Regions from separate parts of the Homo sapiens genome. Here region 2 is linked to region 1. Evidence: chromatin contacts called from ENCODE Hi-C or POLR2A ChIA-PET data. All regions are on one chromosome and are shown on one strand. The core of a region is the stretch at or near the end of the contact, and the rest is flanking DNA. Distances in the headings are between cores, read along the strand shown. Region 1 overlaps KDM3A (lysine demethylase 3A). Region 2 overlaps RNF103-CHMP3 (RNF103-CHMP3 readthrough).

Region 1 (6,257 bases), core at 1,159-3,658:
ATTCTTGGGAGATTCAGCCGCTCCCTTTTGCCCACTGCATGTAGGTGGTATTTCAACAGCTGTCATCGATCCAATCTGCTCCTCCTCTACAGTGTTCCAGAAGAAGTGAGCAGCATCCCAACTAACCAACAGCAATGCACGTCAACCATCAAGGGTCACAGGTGTTTAGTAAACCCATTTTTCTGAGGCCAGCATGCAACAGAAATTACTTATTCTGCTCAGAGAGAGAGACTGACCCTATCTGATGTTCTGTCCAGGGACAACAAAGACCAACAGAACAGGTAATAATGCCTCAGTGTTTAAAAGCATAAACATTGTAACAAGGAAGGGGAGGAGAGACGTTAATTTTAAACTCCAAAATCCTGGAAAATGCTGCGGCTGCCACTGATGGGTCTCAGACTCCTGCCATTCCTGTGTCCCCTCCTTTCACATCCCCAACCCCCTTAAAAGATCTTTCATACATACTTGGAACATCTTCAAATCCATCCCAGAAGTCTCCTACTGTGGCTCCTGTGATGATTTCATTGGTCCTACAATTAACTAGGTCTACTTCCTGCTCACCAAACTCTTTCCTGAAGGATTCAGGTTTCCAAAGTTCAGAGTTCAATTTATGATGCACTCCAGACACCATCACTGGCTAAATGAAGAGAAGGAAAACTTTAGTCTGAACTCTGCCAGCTCTGTCCCCACTCCCGAAGGCAGTCCCTCTTCACACTGCTATTGGTATATTTCCATGGAGCTGGTGCTCCGTCTCAGATGGTGATGTGACAGTTTCGGCTTAGTTCTCTGAGCTCCCAAAGCACCTCCAACCTTCACCATTCATCTGCTACACACCCTTGCTCTCAAACTACATGGGTAAGCATCTAGGAGAAAGGATCACCTCTCCTAGTAAGATCTCATTACTTACAGCAAGACGGACTGTGAAGAAGACAAGCGCTGGAAGGAGTGTCCAGTGACACCAGTCACCAGTGAAACAGGGTGACTGACCCCACCGTACTTGAGCCTGTTATTGCCAAGCAGGAATATGGCCTGTGACACCCCTCACTACTACTGGCTGTGTGAGGGTGCCAAATCTTTTGGCCGTCTAAGACAACCCAGAAGCTCTAACCTTTATGTGAAATAGTCTAACATTAAAATATTGACAAGCAAGAAAGAAAGCCTGCCGATAAACTGTATTCAGCCCATCATTTTGTTTCTTGTCTATATATGATTAAATGAGCAAATCCTATTAGTACACTGGATGGAGAAAAACATTTTGGAAATTTATTTTTGGTTAAACACTCACATCTTTCTGTTTGGCAATTCTCCCAAATTCTTGTCCAAGAGCAGAGTGTTCCTTTAGCAAAGACCCTATCTGGCCAAACAGAGAAGCCAGAGATCCAGAAAACAGAACCAAAACAAGAAAGCACAGAAGCAGGCCTAGAAATTCTCCTAAAGATATTAACCGGCACTTAAGATCCAACAACACTGCCCTTTGAAGCAGGCACCTGGGGACTATGTGACACCACGCGGCCCTAGCCCACCTAGAACTGCCTTCAGCACAGGCTTTTCATTCAGGTAAGAGGGGTGCATGATTTTGTAGCACATTTTGTCTGATCTCCCAAATCCCATCAGCCTGTAGTCACACCCTCACTTCCTCTGCTGAAGTTTACCATAGGAATCACCAAGCCTGGATGCCCTCGTCAAAAACCCAACAGGGACTGGTAGGAAGCAACAAAAACCTGACTGGAAAAGTCCAGCTTAGGACCATCTGCTTTAAAAAGTAAGACCCATGGCCACATCCTGACCTGATTATATTCACCTGAAACAATAAAGAATAAAACAGGAGGTGAAGGAGGGGGAAAGCCTGGGGTGGGGTTGTCAGAAGTCTGCTAAAGGAACTGAGAAGGGGGTTCTGAATAGGGCAGGAGGATGGGAGGCCTACATTACCTGCCCTTGTTTCCAGCACTCCCTAAACACATTCCAGTTGCTCTTATTGTTGGGGTCTTGCAAGCACAGCAAGCGATTATCACAAAGCCAATAGTGAGGAGTGTCAAAGCCCAGAATGCTGGGCTTGATGGTTAGTCCTTGAGGCCTCTTAGATAAATCAGAAGTCGTCTTATTTTGCACCAAAGAGGCAAAGATGTCATCAAGGATTTTTGGTGTATTCTTGAGTCCATTTTCTGTCTGAATTGGAGAAAGAACAAAAGTCTCAAATATGTCATTCCCTTACCATCAAGAAACTCCATTCCCATAATGAGTATAGATTACATATCCAGAAGATTCCAAGCCAGGACCCCCAGGCAAAAAGGTACGTCCCCTGTCCCCACTTGACAACTCATAGAAGTGAGGTAACAGGAGAAAGTGGCCCAGCTCAGAACTATAGTCCCATAAAACCCATCCTCCAGTGACTCAGCCTTCTGAACCCACAAAGGTAAGTATGTGATTCAGTCTCCTTTCTACTTTCAGTTCCAACTTCTCTACTCTCTTCCTGTTCTGTCTTCAACTTTAAAACATGGAATACCAACAAACAAACACATACCTTTCCTGTAGAAGAATTCAAGAGATTCCGGAGGAAACCAGAATTGTTGTTGCTTACGGGTGTCAAAATTGTGCTGTTAAACGTATGGAGGACTGTGCTGGATTTGCTTAAAGGTGGGAGGGGTGGAAGGCATTTGATTTCATTCTTTAAAATTGGCATTGTTGGTTGTTTTTCTAAAATAAAACCAAAACATCCAGATGAAAAAACATTCTGAAAGGCAAATCCCTTATTAGTATTCTACTAGCAGAATTACTTTAGAACTTGCTTTCTATTTACTGAAACAAAAAAAATACTTTAGGGAGTAAGTATGAATGATATGATTTACTTAGACGATTCCTCACTGATGTTAAAAACAATAACTATCCAGTACAATGGAATTTTGTAAATTGACCTTTGTATCTAGCAACCCTGACAAATGTTTAGTAAATGTAGATTCTTTTGGATTTTTTGCATGTACTGTCTACAAATATTGGCAGCATTCTCTTTACACATTTTTTTTCCCTGAATGCACTGACCAGGACTTCCAGTACAATGCTTAATAAAGAGTGAAAACAGATATCCTTTGTCTTGTTCTTGAACACAGAAACTGTTTAAAAAAAAAAAAACAAAACCAAACAAACAAAAACCTCAAAGACCAGCTTGGCCAACATGGCAAAACCCCACTTCTACTAAAAATACAAATGTTAGCAGGGCGTGGTGGCAGGCGTCTATAATCCTAGCTATTTAGGAGGCTGAGGCAGGACAATGGCTTGAACCTGGGAGGCAGAGTGCAGTGTTGCAGTGAGCCAAGATCATGCCACTGCACTCCAGCCTGGCTGGACAGAGCAAGATTCCGTCTCAAAAAAACTCAAAACAAATTTTTAAAAAAATTCAACGACTATTTATGATGTCTCCAGTCTTGTTTTTTGGTTTAAACTCTTGATTAAGAATGTTCTTAATTTAAGAAGTTTTTTGTAAATCATTAACAGGTACTGAATTTTACTTAATGTTTTCCTGCATCTTGTCCCATGATTCTTCTACATTTTTGAATGTCAGACTGTATCTTCATTTCTGGAAAAACCTTGAAAAACTTGAATTCTTTTCCGGCCACTTGCTAATTGTCTTACTTCGGCTCAAATGAGCTGGTTTCTATATGCTTCAGCTTCCTCATCAGTAATACAGAAATAATGAGCAGTATTGATGATTGGGCATCACAGAATTACATCACATGTAAAGAGAGGGCCTGGACCACAACAGGAGTTTGAATATTCCTTTTCCTCTTTCTAAGGTATGTATAAACTCACCAGCTGTGCTCTTGCCAGCTTTTCAAATTATTTTTTTCTACAACAGTCATCTTAGACTTAATTTATGAGTTCTTTTAAGAGCTCCTTATCACATTTTTAAAGCTATATAAAGGTTTTTCCAGAAATTCAGATGTAGTCTAACATTCAAATATTCCTTCATTTACAGTGTCAAATTTGATTCATTAAAATTTTGCTCCAGATCTTTGCATGAAAGAAGTGGCCTGCAATTCTTCTCTTCTGTAACACAGCCAGAAGGTGGAAGTCCCTAAATTTTAATGCAGCAAAATTTCTCCTCTTTGGTGCTGCATTTCAAAAACACTTTCATTTGTGGCAGGTTCCAGGATGACTCCAGAGAAGCACTTTCCATTCCACACGACTTCTAACCACTGTTCTCTCAAGTCCTTCCACGAATGGACTAAAATACTCAAGAACAAACACAAAAGCAGGAAACACTCACCCTTGTTTTCCTTGTTGACATTCCCGCTGGTTAGGTCGGCCAGCCAGTTTAGAGGAGATGTGCTGGCTGGACAGGCAGGCTTCATGCTGCCGGCTGGCTTGGAGGCTGCTTCCCCACCCACAGCTGCTGGCTCCAACACTGAGGGATTCTGCTGGAGCACTGCACCAAGAGTCGGTTTTTCTCCAGCTAAAGAAGTCTGTGTTAAGCATTAAAGGACGATTTTACATAAGCTGAAGAATGACAGCTTCCTTTTCTTTTCTTCTCTCCTAATAGCCGACCAACAAGTAAGATAAATATCCAGAACAAAACCACCTAATAGTTAGCCCTGGGTATCCCCACAGCTGCAGTAATCCCGCACTAGTAGAGAATAACTAAAAGGTAGGAGAGATGTCAGCAACTTAAACACAGCAAGGTATTACCCCCCGCACCCTTTCACCAGCCCCTGCTGGTACATATCCCTATTACTCTATGTACCATGCTGGTTTAAAATGACCAGTTTGTGCCTGTCTCCCCTATGAACTCATCCCAGAATTCAGGATAGGCACAGAAAACATGGTTAAAAACGAATAAATGACGCAGGCAGGAAAGGTAAAGCGGTGATTTCAGAAGGAAATGGGATGCAGAGAAAGAGAAAATGCTATTTTGACTTAGCTTTAAAAATGTGATGAGCTCTTAAAAGAACCCATAAATTAAATCTAAGATGACTGCTGTAGAAGAAAATAATTTTAAAAACTGGCAAGAGTGAGTTTATACATACATAAGAAGGAGGAAAAAAAATATTCAAACCCCTGTTGTGGTCCAGGCCCTCTCTTTACATGTGATGTAATTCTGTGATGCCCAATCATCAATATTGCTTCTTATTTCTATATTACTGATGAGGAAGCTGAAGCACATAGAAACCAGCTCACTTCAGCCAAAGTAACACAACTAGCACGTGGAAGGAAAAGAACTCAAATTCAGTTCTGACTCCAAATATTACAAGTCTTCTGCTCTCCCATCCTGCCTTATGACACCACAGCTTTATAGAAATGTAAATTTCTGATTATTAAACACAATGCGGCATACTGATTACTGGAACGAGGGGGAGAAGGGACAGCAAGACGTACATGTGATGGTGGGGAGGAGAGGGATGCCACCAAGGAGAGACATATGAGGACTGAGAAAATTAACATTTTTTACATTGTGTGATGGGCAACTAAAGGTTCATTTCATCATTTCCTTCAACTCTGCATAAACACAGGCAAAATATATTTAGTAATTTTAAAAATGTTAAAGCTTATCTTAATAATTTTAATTCTGCAAAATACACAAAAAATTTTTTTAAACCCTTTACAAATTCGACAGCTACTTATTAGGTAGACTACTTTAGAACTTTGTGCTTCTTCAAGAAACAAAAATGTAAAACCTACTACAAGAGGCCACAGTAGAGTCTACGAAAGTAATGTGAAAAGTCAGAACGGGTCTCTGAACTGTCACATGAACTGTATGAATTCTTTCTCTCTCTCTTTCCACTTGATAGCTATCCCCAGGTTCCTTTCAAATGCACTGATAGAAATCCTTGGGTTATTTGAAAAACAGACAAATGACAATTACAAGAGATGTTGAATTTAACATAAGCAGTAAATACCTGTTTTAGGTCTTCCTTTGAGGCTGGCTTTGAAAAGAGTTTGAATTGCCTGTTTGAACAAGGGCAGTTTGCCTTTATTCCCCATTTCGCTCTTACAGAATGAACAATGTCTCCAACATCATAGAGTGCTAAAGAAAGGGCAGAGGCAAACATCTGAACAAGGATATTAGGAACTTTCAACCTCAACATTACAGAGCAGAAGCTGGCATTCCCCACAGGATTACTTTTCCCACTCCCTCCTTTTCATCCTGCTCCAGAGGCCTTCCCCAAAATGCATTTTCTTTTCTACTACAAAACTATCCCACAAAACTTGACTCGAAAAGTGTTGGAGGAATTATCTAATATATTTCTGGACAACTTACAATACAC
Region 2 (6,257 bases), core at 1,595-4,094, 100 kb before region 1:
TTATAACGTGGAGCATCTTTTCACATGCTCATTTGCCATCTATATATCTTCTTTAATGAGGTGTCAAAGTCTTTGAACTATTTCTTAATGGAGTTGTTTGTTTTCCTATTGCTGAGCTTCAAAAGCTCAATTTTTTTTTTTTTTTGAGATAGTATCTCTCCATGTTGCCCAAGCTAGTCTCAAACTCCTGGGCTTAACAGACTTTTCTGCCTCAGCCTCCCAAATACCTGGAATTATAGCCTCATGCTACCATCCCCAGGTGAGTTGAAAGAGTTCTTTGTGTATTTTGGATAATAGTCCTTTATCAAATGAGTTTATTGCAAATATTTTCTCCCATTTTCTATGGCTTGTCTTTTTACTCTGTTGATATTGTCTTTTACAAAGCAGAAGTTTTTTCTTTTAATGAAATTCAGCTTATCAATTTTTTTCATGCATTGTGACTTTGGTGTTATATCATCACCAAGTTATATCATCACCAAACCCAAGGTCATCTAGATTTTCTCCTATGTTATCTTCCAGTAGTTTTATAGTTTTGCATTTTACATTTAGGTCAATGATCCGATTTGAGTTAATTTTTGTGTAGGGTGTAGTCTGTGTCCAGATTCCTTTTTTTTTTTTCAATGTGGATGTCCAGTTGTCCCAGCACCATTTGTTGAAAAGACTATCTTTTCCTCCCTTGTGGTGCCTTTGCTCCTTTGTCAAAGATCAGTTGACTGTACATTCAGCCCTTCATATTCGTGGGTTCCACATCCATGGATTCAACTAAACATCGATCAAAAATATTAGAAATATACTGAACATGTTCCCTAAACAATGCAGTGTAACAACTTATTTATTAGGTTGGTGCAAAAGTAATTGTGGTTTTTACCTTTGAAAGTAATGGCAAAAACTGCAATTACTTTTGCACCAACCTAATACATAGCATTTATGTTGTATTGAGTATTATAAGTAATCTAGAGATGATTTTAAGTACCCAGGAGGATGTGCATAAGTAATATGCAAATACTATGCCATTTTAAATCAGAGACTTGAGCATCCGTGGGTTTTGATATCTGCAGGAGGTCCAGGAACCAATCCCCTGTGGATACCAATAGACTATTTTATTTATGTGGGATTATTTCTGGGCTGTCTATTCTGTTCCATTGGTCTATTTGTTTATTCTTTTGACATTATCACACTGTTTTAATCGTGATATTATTATTGTAGCTTAAAAATAAGTCTTGAAGTTGTATAATCTTAGTCCTCCAACTTTGTTCTCTTTCAATATTGTGTTGGCTATTCTGCCTATTGTCCCCTGCATAAATTTTAGAATTTGTTTGTTGATATTCACAAAATAACTTGCTGGGATTTTGATTGAAATTTCATTGACTATTGATCAAGTTGGGAAAAACTGACATCTTGACAATATTGAGTCTTCCTATCCTATAGAAGATCTTTCAATTTATTTAGTTCTTCTTTGATTTTTTCCATCAGAGTTTTGTAATTTTCTTCATATAGATCTTGTACTTACTTTGTTAGATTTACATCTAAGTACTTCCTGGGGAGGGGTTGCTGATGTCAATGTTATTGTGTTTTAAATTTCAAATTCCACTTGTTCATTGCTGTATGTAGATGCTCCTTGACTTACGGTGGAGTTATGTACCAATAGACCCATGTTGAAAATGTTGTAAGCCTGAAATGCAGCCCAGAGAGTCTCTGGACAAAGAATCACCAGTGGTTAAAATCTGAAACTTCATGGTTGCCAATCACTTTTGCCCCATTGTAAGTTGAACCATTGTAAGTTGGGGACCATTTGTATAGGAATGCAATTGATTTTCATATATAAACCTTGTATCCTGCAACCTTGTTATAATTGCTTATTAGCTCCAGAAGGTTTTTTATTTTCTCTTTTTTTTTGTCAGTTCTTTTGGATTTTCTACATAGATGATCATGTCATGTTTGAACAAAGATTTATTTCTTCCTTCCCAATCAGTATACCTCTTACTTTCTTGTCTTATTGCATTCATTGGGACTTTCAGTATAATGTTGAAAGGAAGGATAAGAAGGGACATCCTTGCCTTGATTTTGATCAGTATACTAGAAATTTAGCTGAACAAATACCCAGTTGTTAACTATATTTCTCAACCCACATTGTAGCTAGGTGTGGGCAATGTGACTAATTCTTGCCAATAGAATGTAAGCAAAAATAATGCCTGCCGGTTTTGGGTTTTGACTTAAAACATTGGGTATGTGTGTTATTTCTTTCTCTTCCTACTTCTAACCTGCTAGATATGTTAATAATGGATGCAACCTTGAAAGTTAGGTATGACTGGCAGACACAGTTGCTTAGCCAGCCAATGTTTCTGCATGACTTCACAGAGCAGAGCTGCCCTACTATGGAAATTACTGGATTATTCCACAAAACAGAAATAAACTTCTATTTTATTTAAGTCATTGCATTTTGAGGTATCTGTTATAGCAGCTTAGCCTTTAACTATGACAGCATCTTAATCACACCATATCCAAAATTTGCTAGTCATCTTTCCACCTATATATTGTATGCCATAATGCCAGTCTGAGTAAAGGCCCCTGTAGTCATCTAATCTTCATTCTGCTCTCAACCCCAACATCCAGTTTTCCCAAGTGCAGTGCTACCTCTTAAAATGACTCAGGATTTCTACTTCTGGCTGTGATGGAGTAATTGGCACTGGACTAGTCCTCTTGCTACAAATAACTGTAAAACCAGACAAAAATACATGAGATAGCTGTTTTCAGGCAATGAATAACAGGAAGTACAAGATAAGTACAAGATTGAGATCTTTGAGAGAAAGGAAACTAACAGGGTAGGCTCCATGATTACTCAGCTGTCTGCATAGGACAGTTTCCTGACTGCAGTGCAAAAAGCTTGAGTCCAAGCAAAGCGTGGTGGTTCCTATGAGATTCAGCCATAATGCTGCATGTATCCATAGTTCTTTCTTTAAAAACTAATATTGTTGTATATTATATTGTATAAATATCCCACAATTTATGCATTCATTTTGTGGCTGATGAACATTTGTTTCCAGTTTTTGCTATTATGAATAAAACTGCCTTGAATATTATTGTACATGACTTTCAGTGGACATAACCACTTATTTATTTTGAATATATGTAAGGAATAGAATTGTTCTATCATAAGGTTTAATATGTTTAGCTTTAGTAGATTCTGCTAAAGAATTTTCCAATCTGGTTGTACCAATGTACACTCTATCTAGCAGTGTATGAGTCCCTGTTGCTCCATATCATTTTCCAACATTTGATATTGTGAGTGCTTTCCATGGTATTTCAGTATGGTTTTTATTTCTCTGATGAATATGATATTAATCATCCTTTCATACTGTTATTGGCACTTTTAATATCTTATTTTGTGAAGTGCCTATTTAAGTACTTTGCTCATTTAAAAATTATGATGAGTTATTAATTTGCAAGAGTTCTGTATTCTTGATATGAGTATTCTGTTGAAAATATGTTAACAGTCTCTGGCTTCTTGTTTTACTCTCTCTCTCTCTTTTTTTTTTTTTTTTTTTTTTTTTTGATATGGAGTCTCACTCTGTTGCCCGGGCTGGAGTGCAGTAGTGTGATCTCGGCTCACTGCAACCTCCGCCTCCTGGGTTCAAACAATTCTCCTGCCTCAGCCTCCCAAATAGCTGGAGCTATAGGTGTGCGCCGCCATGCCCAGCTGATTTTTGTATTTTCAACAGAGATGGGGTTTCACCATATTGGCCAGGCTGGTCTCGAACTCCTGACCTCAAGTGATCCACCTGCCTTGGCTTCCCAATGTGCTGGGATTACAGGCATGAACCACCACATCCAGACCTTTTTTACTCTCTTAATGGCGTCTTTTAATGAACAGAAGTTCTTAATGTTTAAGAAATCCAATTTAGCAATTTTTTATAGCTAATTAAAATTTGTGTTCTGTTTAAGTCACCTTTGCCTACCTCAAAGTTATGAAAATATTTTCCTGTTTTGGATGCTTTGTCTGTTTACCTGTCTTATTTCAGTTTCAATCCATCTCAGATTAAATTTTTTTTTTTTTTTGGAGATGGAGTCTTCCTCTGTCCCAGGGTGGAGTGCAGTGGCATGATCTCAGCTCATTGTAACCTCCGCCTCCCGGGTTCAAGCAATTCTCCTGCCTCAGCCTCCCGAGTAGCTAGGACTACAGGTGCATGCCACACGCCCAGCTAATTTTTTGTATTTCAGTAGAGACAGGGTTTCACCATGTTGCCCAGGCTGGTCTCAAACTCCTGAACTCAGGCAATCCGCCTGCCTCAGCCTCTCAAAGTGCTAGGATTACAGGCATGAGCCACCGTGCCTGGACCATCTCAGATTAATTTTGTGTGTGGTGTGAGGTAGAGATTTATGTTCACTTTTTCTTGTGGATATCTTTTTTTTTTTTTTTTTTTTTTTTGAGACGGAGTCTAGCTCTGTCACCCAGGCTGGAGTACAATGGCGCGATCGTGGCTCACTGCAAGCTCTGCCTCCCAAGTTCAAGCGATTCTCCTGCCTCAGGCTCCTGAGTAGCTGAGACTACAGGCACATGCCACCACACCCGGCTAATTTTTGTATTTTTAGTAGAGACAGGGTTTCACCGTGTTGGCCAGGCTGGTCTCGAACTCCTGACCTCGTGATCCGCCTCTCTCGGCCTCCCAAAGTACTGGGATTACAGGCGTGAGCCACCGCGCCTGGCCTTCTTGTGGATATCTAAATAGACCTAACAAAACTTAATGGAAAGAATATCACGTCTTCCGCTAAATTGTGGTAGCATTTGTTGTAAATCAACTGACAGTGTTTATGTATCTTTGTGCTACTCGATTCTCTATTCTGTTCCATTGTTCTCTATAATAATTTCACAACACTATTGAATTTTAGTTTTCAGAATTTAAAAATACCATTCATATCAGGTAGCATGAATCTTCTGACTTTAGTATTTTGCATTTCCACATAAAATTTGTGAATTAGCTTATCAAAACTCACTACCAAAAGCACTTCTGTGATTTTAACTGGATTGCATTAAATCTGTAGATCACTTTTGGGGTGAATTGTTATCTTTACAATATTGAGTCTTCCAATACGTGGTATATTTCTCCATGTTTTTAGATCTTTGATTTCTGTCATCAGTGTTTTGTGGTTGCCTGTAAAGGAGTCTTGTATATCTTTCTTTGAATGTATTCTTAGGAATTTGATTTTCTCATGCTATTGCAAATAATAATGTTTTATAAATTTCGTTTTGTAACTATTGCTTGTGTATAGAAACACTATATATATATATATATATATATATATATATATATATATATATAACTAGCTTTTATTGGTAGAAATTATGTTAAACCTATATATGCCAATGTGGGGAGAATTGACATCTTTACTACATTGCATTTTCCAGTCTATTAACATAGTATGTGTCTCCATTTTATTTAGATCATTAATTTCTTTCATTAGTGTTGTGTGATTTTTAGCATACAAGTCCTGTACCTGTTTTGTTAGATTTAGATCTAAGTATTTCATTTTTGAGTGATTGTAAATGGTATATATTTTAAACTTTGGTGCTCATGTATTCATTGCTAGTATATAGAATGATATATAAAATTATTTTTTTGTAAATTTATCTTTATTCTGCGACCTTACAGAACTCATCTTTAGTTCTAGGAGTTTTTGGTAGATGTCTGGGGATTTCTACATAGACAATCATATTGTCTTCAAACAACAAAAGTTTAATTTCTTTCTTTCTGGTTGGTATTTTTTTTATTTCCTTTTCTTACCCTATTGCAGTAGTTAGATCTTCCAGCACTATGTTGAGTGGTGGAAGTGGATATCCCAATCTTATGGGAAAACTTTCAGTCTTTCACCATTAAGTTTAATGTTAGCTGTGTTTTTTGTAGACAATCTTTATCAAGTTGAGAAAGTTCCCCTCTGTTTCTATTTTTCTGAGAGATTTTTGCTTTGTTTTATTATGAATAGGTATTTAATTTTGTCAAATGCTTTTTCAGCATCAGTTGATATGGTCATGAGATATTTCTCCTTTAGTCCATGAATAAGGTGGCTTACACTTATTTTTTAAAAATAGTCTGGGTGCAGTGGCTCACACTTGTAATTCCAGCACTTTGGGAGGTCAAGGTGGGAAGATCACTTGAGGCCAGGAGTTTGGGACTATATAGACATTATCTATCTATCTATCTATCTATCTATCTATCTATCTATCTATCTATCATCTGTCTATCTATCTATCTAGATCTATC

What was found. Hi-C counts contacts between places; a loop is a spot of excess contacts on that map. ChIA-PET counts read pairs that join two places held with the same protein, here RNA polymerase II (POLR2A). Pooled maps may share reads with other maps.
Region 2: a pooled map shows a loop between it and region 1 (4-fold over the local background). The contact joins two enhancer-like sites. A Hi-C loop is called at or near these places in 1 of 168 maps with a recorded cell type or tissue (endothelial cell of hepatic sinusoid) and 3 of 50 pooled maps. POLR2A ChIA-PET finds 5 or more read pairs at or near these places in 1 of 52 experiments (activated T-cell).

The regions. Positions count from the first base shown.
Region 1 is chr2:86,478,367-86,484,623 of GRCh38, reverse strand. KDM3A (lysine demethylase 3A) reads right to left here. Exons shown (of 26, transcript NM_018433.6): 15 at 5,889-6,016; 16 at 4,262-4,457; 17 at 2,522-2,694; 18 at 1,930-2,166; 19 at 466-637. Among named protein-coding and RNA genes, the nearest start is that of KDM3A, 40 kb to the right of the region's middle. RefSeq lists an enhancer at 1,619-2,818. Within about 2 kb of position 2,408, at least 3 of the 41 ENCODE cell types and tissues checked have a DNase peak (open chromatin) inside an H3K27ac peak, as active enhancers do.
Region 2 is chr2:86,580,803-86,587,059 of GRCh38, reverse strand. The region is part of intron 3 of RNF103-CHMP3 (RNF103-CHMP3 readthrough); the gene reads left to right. All of the region lies in intron 5 of CHMP3-AS1 (CHMP3 and RNF103 antisense RNA 1), which reads right to left. Among named protein-coding and RNA genes, the nearest start is that of CHMP3, 20 kb to the right of the region's middle. Within about 2 kb of position 2,844, at least 3 of the 41 ENCODE cell types and tissues checked have a DNase peak (open chromatin) inside an H3K27ac peak, as active enhancers do.